2 separate regions of the Homo sapiens genome follow, and region 1 is linked to region 2. The links are chromatin loops, found by intact Hi-C in ENCODE. Cell type or tissue: gastrocnemius medialis. All regions are shown on one strand. Each heading gives the region's core, and the rest is flanking DNA. Links, peaks and the distances in the headings are about the cores only. Region 1 overlaps MEF2A (myocyte enhancer factor 2A). Region 2 overlaps MEF2A (myocyte enhancer factor 2A).

Evidence for each region. Peaks named below come from ENCODE experiments on the same cell type or tissue, not always from the same donor. Only the 100,000 strongest peaks of a DNase experiment are listed, where the experiment ranks them.
Region 1: it touches region 2 in a loop (5-fold over the local background); 4 of 110 quality-filtered maps call a loop at or near these places.

What each region holds. Positions count from the first base shown.
Region 1 is chr15:99,656,364-99,659,284 of GRCh38, reverse strand. All of the region lies in intron 4 of MEF2A (myocyte enhancer factor 2A), which reads right to left. Among named protein-coding and RNA genes, the nearest start is that of LYSMD4, 76 kb to the left of the region's middle. In gastrocnemius medialis, for the core only: no CTCF peak of the experiment used is centred there; no DNase peak of the experiment used is centred there; H3K27ac peaks cover 212 bases.
Region 2 is chr15:99,603,408-99,606,328 of GRCh38, reverse strand. All of the region lies in intron 2 of MEF2A (myocyte enhancer factor 2A), which reads right to left. Among named protein-coding and RNA genes, the nearest start is that of MEF2A, 39 kb to the right of the region's middle. In gastrocnemius medialis, for the core only: no CTCF peak of the experiment used is centred there; a DNase peak (open chromatin) is centred at 1,268; H3K27ac peaks cover 2,327 bases.

The DNA of each region.
Region 1 (2,921 bases), core at 227-2,726, 53 kb before region 2:
ACCTGCCCCACCCCCCAATCCCAACAGTTTTGAGGCCCTTGTCTCCCAGGAGCTGGATATTGAGCAGCCAGGTAGTCTCAGCTTGTCACCAGAAAGAATGTAACTCTGTTCTAGATCTCCACACGTAAATGAATACTAAGATAGAGCTGATTCTCAGTGCACCACAGACAAGAAAGTCTATCTTCAAAAGTCCTGGAGCTTGGTTCTTCACTATCCCTTTTTGTTTACTGAATAAATACCTTAATTTGCCTTTTTTCTTTCATTCAACAAAATTTATCGAAAGCACCCTACTAGATGCTGATATTTACTGATAAATTAGACATAGATCATCGTCCACATGAAGACTGTAGAGATCATCTGGTCATTCGATGAAGACTGCTTACCATGGCAGCCTGACTTGGTCTTGGCCCTTTCTTCCAAAGCAGTAGATGGTTTGATTGTAACACTGATATACAGGTGTTATGCTTTCCCTGTCGAAATTTTCTCTGGGTATAGAACTCTAGGTTGCATTCTACTCCCTTCCTAAACAGCACACTTAGGATATCATTTCATTGACTCCAGATTTCATTTGTTATTTGGAAATAGCACTCTTTTGAGGATAGTTTCTTTACGTCTTTCTTGTCTTTGTTTTCTGCACAGTTTCACTATGTCTATATAGAGTTTTTGTTTGTTTTTTTTTTTACACATTTACTCTGCATGGGATTTGAATTTCTTAAATCTAAGGATGGTGGGCTTTCATCAATCCTAGAAAATTGTGTCATTATCTCATCAAATATTGCCTCTACCCGATTCTCTGTTTCCGTCTTCTACAATGCCAATTAAGCATAAGCTAGAACTTCTAAACATGATCCTCCTTTTCTTTAAACCTTTCTTGATATTTTCTGCCTTTTAATATTTGCATTGAATTCTAGATAATTTCTTCTATCTTTGGTTCACAAATTCTCTCTGCGGTTATGGAAAATCTACTTCCACCATGTTTACTGCATTAATTAGTTTTGGTCATCGTATTTTTTCACATCTTGAAGTATTTCATTCAACTCTGCTATGTCAATTCCTATATAACTTCCTGTTTCCTACTGATATTTTCAAGCTTATTTCTTAAAACATAGAAAGTGAAACTGTTCTATAATCTACATATAATAACAATGTCATCTGAAATATATAAGAGCTATTTTCTGCTGTATCCTGCTGTGTTTTCCTCACTGTGCCTTGTTTTCTTGTATGCTTGGTCATCTTTGTATGATGCTCTATAGTTCTGAAAGGTTATTTGAAAGAGATTTCTGATACACAGAATAAGGTGACTTTCTTCAAAAAGGATATAAATTTGCTTCCCCCAGTTAACAGGGCACTAGTTTTCTTGAATGTCTGGTATTATATGACTTGGAACTACGATTCCACACAATGCTGGTAACTTGGTTTACAATCTGTCAGATATGTTCTATTTTTCTTTTCGTGTTCTCTTCTTTCCCCTATCTGCTCAGTACTAAATAACTCTCCTTGGAATCCTTTGGGAGCAGGAGAAGGCAGTGGATTTTCCTCTTTTCTTAAGGCCCCAGTTTAAAGGGTTTTGGGGGTATCTATTAGGCTCATAAACCTAGAAGTGATCATTTTCCCCTTGATTCTGAATCTATCAGAACCCAAATCTATCAGAACCCAAATCTCAGTTTTACAAACTGCTTTATCCAGATGGGCAAATGATTCAGGGTGGTTAGAACTTTAAATACTTTTTTACCTTTATGTTCTTACCTTCTCTTAAATTTTGGCCTGGCATATTCCTTGAGCTCTTTGATAACGTAAAAAAGTTTTTTTGTTCTGTTTTTACAGTTTATCTAGTTTTTAGATGTCTTCAACAGAAGAGTTGATCCAGATAACCTAGCCCAACAATATCAAAATTTTAAAAAAAATCAACCATTTTCTAATAATATCCATAAAGTTATTGGTTTTAGTTGATGTTTTTGCTATTTTTTTTTTTAAGTTAGATGTAGGACAGGGTTTGGCAGTTCCTCAAAAAGTTAAACACAGAACTTACCACACAATCCAGGAAATTCTACTACTAACTAGATACCCAAGAGAAGTGAAAACTTATACCCATACCAAAACTTGTATACAAACTTCACAGTAGCAAATGGAATACTATTTGGTCACAGAATGAAGGACTGATACAGCTACCATACGGATGGACCTTGAAAACATTATGCTAAGTGAAAAAGCTGGACAAAAGAACATATTGCATGACTCCATCTATATCAAATTCCCAGAACAGGTAAATCCATAGACACAGAAAGTACATTAGTGGTTGCCAGGATGTAGGGGAAGGAGGAGTTGGTAAGTGATTGCTAATGGGTACTGGGTTTCTTTTCGGATTGATGAAAATGTTCTAGAATTAGATAGCGTTCATGGTTGTACCAACTTGTGAATGGACTAAGAACCACTGAACTGCATAATCTACACTGGTGAATTTTATGGTATACGAATTATATCTCATTTAAAAGAAGAGCAAAAAAGTTAATCTCAGGTATGCCTACCACATTTCAATAAGCAATTAAAATATGCATTCAATTTCACATGATAGTTAAGGATGTCTGGAGCAATTATTTATAAAGATACAAGGTAATGTGACAGTACTACTACAGTATTAACCTGATTAATTAGGTTACTGAAAGCTCTGGGAATGTATACTCCAATCATGAAGTTATCACACTGGAAATCATATCATATTGTCCTAAGATGCACTAGCCCATCCTAATTCAAGTGCTGCCAGCATTTCTATTCAAGTAATTTTGTGTATTTACAGGACCCACCATAGTGGCCACTAGCTACTAAGATGCCTCATTGAGCATTTCAAGCTATCCCTCCAATTATCATTTATGTTCATGTGCAGAATACAAAGCTGCATAGGTTTTGCGGTTTATGAGATTATT
Region 2 (2,921 bases), core at 255-2,754:
CAAAGAGCATGAACCTGTTCATCTATATTAGCTTCCAAAAGTTTCAGTTTTGTCTTTCATGTTGAAATATACGAATCATTCTTAAACTGATGTTTGCATATGGTATGGAACATAAGTCATTTCTTTCCATACAGATTATCACTTGTTCCAGGACGATTTATTGACTAATTCTTTCCCTACTAAAGTGTGCGTTTTGTCATAAAGCAAGTGTCCGTGTACATGTGAACCCTTTTCCAGGCATTTAATTTCTTTTGTTTATCCTTGTGGCTTTATTTCATGAAATCAGTGACTGTAGATTTATATAAGTTTTTAATAGAGAAAGTTCTTCCACTCTGATCTTCTTTCAAGACTACTTTAGCTATTCTTGGGCCACAAAATTTCCTTTAAAATCCAACACAGGGCATGATCTCGGCTCACTGCAACCTCTGCCTCCCGGTCTCAAGTGATCCTCCTGCCTAAGCCTGCTGAGTGGCTGCGACTACAGGCATGCGTCACCATGCCTGGCTAATTTTGTATTTTTTGTAGAGACAGGGTTTTGCTGTGTTGCCCAAGCTGGTCTTGAACTCCTAGGCTCAGGTGATCCACCCACCTTTGGCCTCCCAAGGTGCTGGCATTACAGACACGAGCCACTGCACCCAGCCCCTTTTTTTTTTTTTTTAAATCTAAAATCTAAAAAGTACTGTAAAGCTCCTTGGGCCCTGAGCCAAGAATCCTACAAAAAAGCATACCAATTTACTTGTTCATGCTTTATGTATAAGGTCTACCTTTCAGGCATAAAGAAGAATGTAACGTCTGTAAATGTGTTGAACAAATCTAAGCTTTCAACATTGTTGGTAGCTTGGATGTCCACCTTGCACAATATAGTTCAACTTTGGAAGTTGTGATAGGCAGAATAATTATGCAGGAAAGAAAACCACATCCTAAATTGCCAGAACCTGTGAATATGTTACATTACATGGAAAAGGAGAATTAAGGTTGCAGATGGAATTAAAGTTGGTAATCATTTGTCCTTAAAATAGGTAAATTAATTTGGATTATCTGGGTTGGCTCAAAGTGAACACATCTTTAAAAGTGGAAGAGAGGCAGGACGCAGCAGCTCACACCTATAATTCCAGCACTTTGGGAGACTGAAGCAGCCAGATCACTTGAGGCCAGGAGTTCGAGACCAGCCTGGCCAGCATGGCAAAACCCCGTCGCTACTAAAAATACAAAAAAAATAGCTGGGTGTGGTGATGCGTGACTGTAGTCCCAGCTGCTTGGGAGGATGAGGCAAGAGAACAGCTTGAACCTGGGAGGTGGAGGTTGCAGTGAGCAGAGCTCACACCACTGTACTCCAGGATGAGCGACAGAGCAAGACTCTGTCTCCAACAAAAGCAGATAAACTAACAAAATTTTTGGAATATTGTTTGGGATTACTTTGAATTGAGAATAATCCTCAGAAGAGCATGGAGTATAGCCCTCAAAAGGATATAACCTTAATGGGCAGTAAATTAACCCCACGGAAAAGGCTTCTCTGGACCAACACTGACAAGCTTAAACAAAAAGATTCAGCTGATACTAACTTATACACGTACAAAAACAAAGTCCAACACTATATAGAAGATACCAAAAAAAAAAAACAAAACCCCTAAGCCCAACAATGTCAAACCACAACATCCAGCATCCAAACATTATAGGGAATGAGAAGAGGCAAAAAAATGTGGCCCATATAATAAAAGTCAATCAATATGAAGAGATTCAAAAATGATAAAGTTAACAGAACTGACAAGGGCATTAAAAAAAGATTATAAATAAACTTAGTATGTTACAGAAGACAAAGAAAAATAAGAACATGAAGAGAATAATGGAAGAAATAAAACTTCCAGAAATGAAAAATGATTTTCAGAAATTAAAAACACCCTGGATGGGATTATTCAATGCAGAAGAAAAGATCAGTGAACTTGAAGGCATGGTACTGTTAACCAACCAATAAAGCACAGACAGAAAGAAAAGAATGAAAAACAAAAGCAGTATCAGTGCCAAGAGAGACAATATTTCAAATATATAACTAAAATTACAGGGGAAACAAAAACAAAAACCTGGAGTAAGTGGGATATTTGAAGAAATAGTGGTGAAACATTTCCAAATTTGGTTTTAAACAATAAACTAAAAAATCTAGGCAGCATTATTGCAAAGAAAACCATACAAGGCCCATCATAATCAAATGACTAAAACCTAGTAATAAAGTCTTAAGAGTAGCCAAAGAAAATAGAAAACTTACATACTGGGAACAAAAGGTAAGAACAGCAGACTTTTTGTCAGAAACTATGCAAACTATTTCACAAACTATTTCACAAAATTTAATAGTGACAAAGACCTAATTCATCAAGAAAACATAAAAACCCTTATTACGCATGCACCTAGTAACAGAGCCTCCAAACACATGAACCAGTAAAAGGAAAAATAAATCCACAATTGAAGTTGAATATTGAACACTTCTCTTTCAGAAATTATTGAAACAAACAGAAAATCAAAAGGGACACAGAAGTCTTAAAAGAACACTATCAACCAATGTGACCTAGTTAACATTTTTAGAAAACTCCACTCAACACATTCTTCTTAAGTACACACAAAACATTTACTAACACTGGCTGGGCATGGTGGCTCACACCTGTAATCCCAGCACTTTGGGAGGCTAAGGCAGACAGATCACTTGAGGTCAGCAGTTCGAGACCAGCCTGGCCAACATGGCAAAACCCCATCTCTACCAAACACACACACACACACACACACACACACACACACAAAATCAGCCAGGTGTGATGGCTGCATGCCTACAGTCCCAGCTAATCAGGAGGCTGAGGTCACAGGATTGCTTGTAGCCAGGAGGTGGAGGTTGTAGTGAGGCAAGATCACGCCACTGCACTCCAGCCTTGGTAACA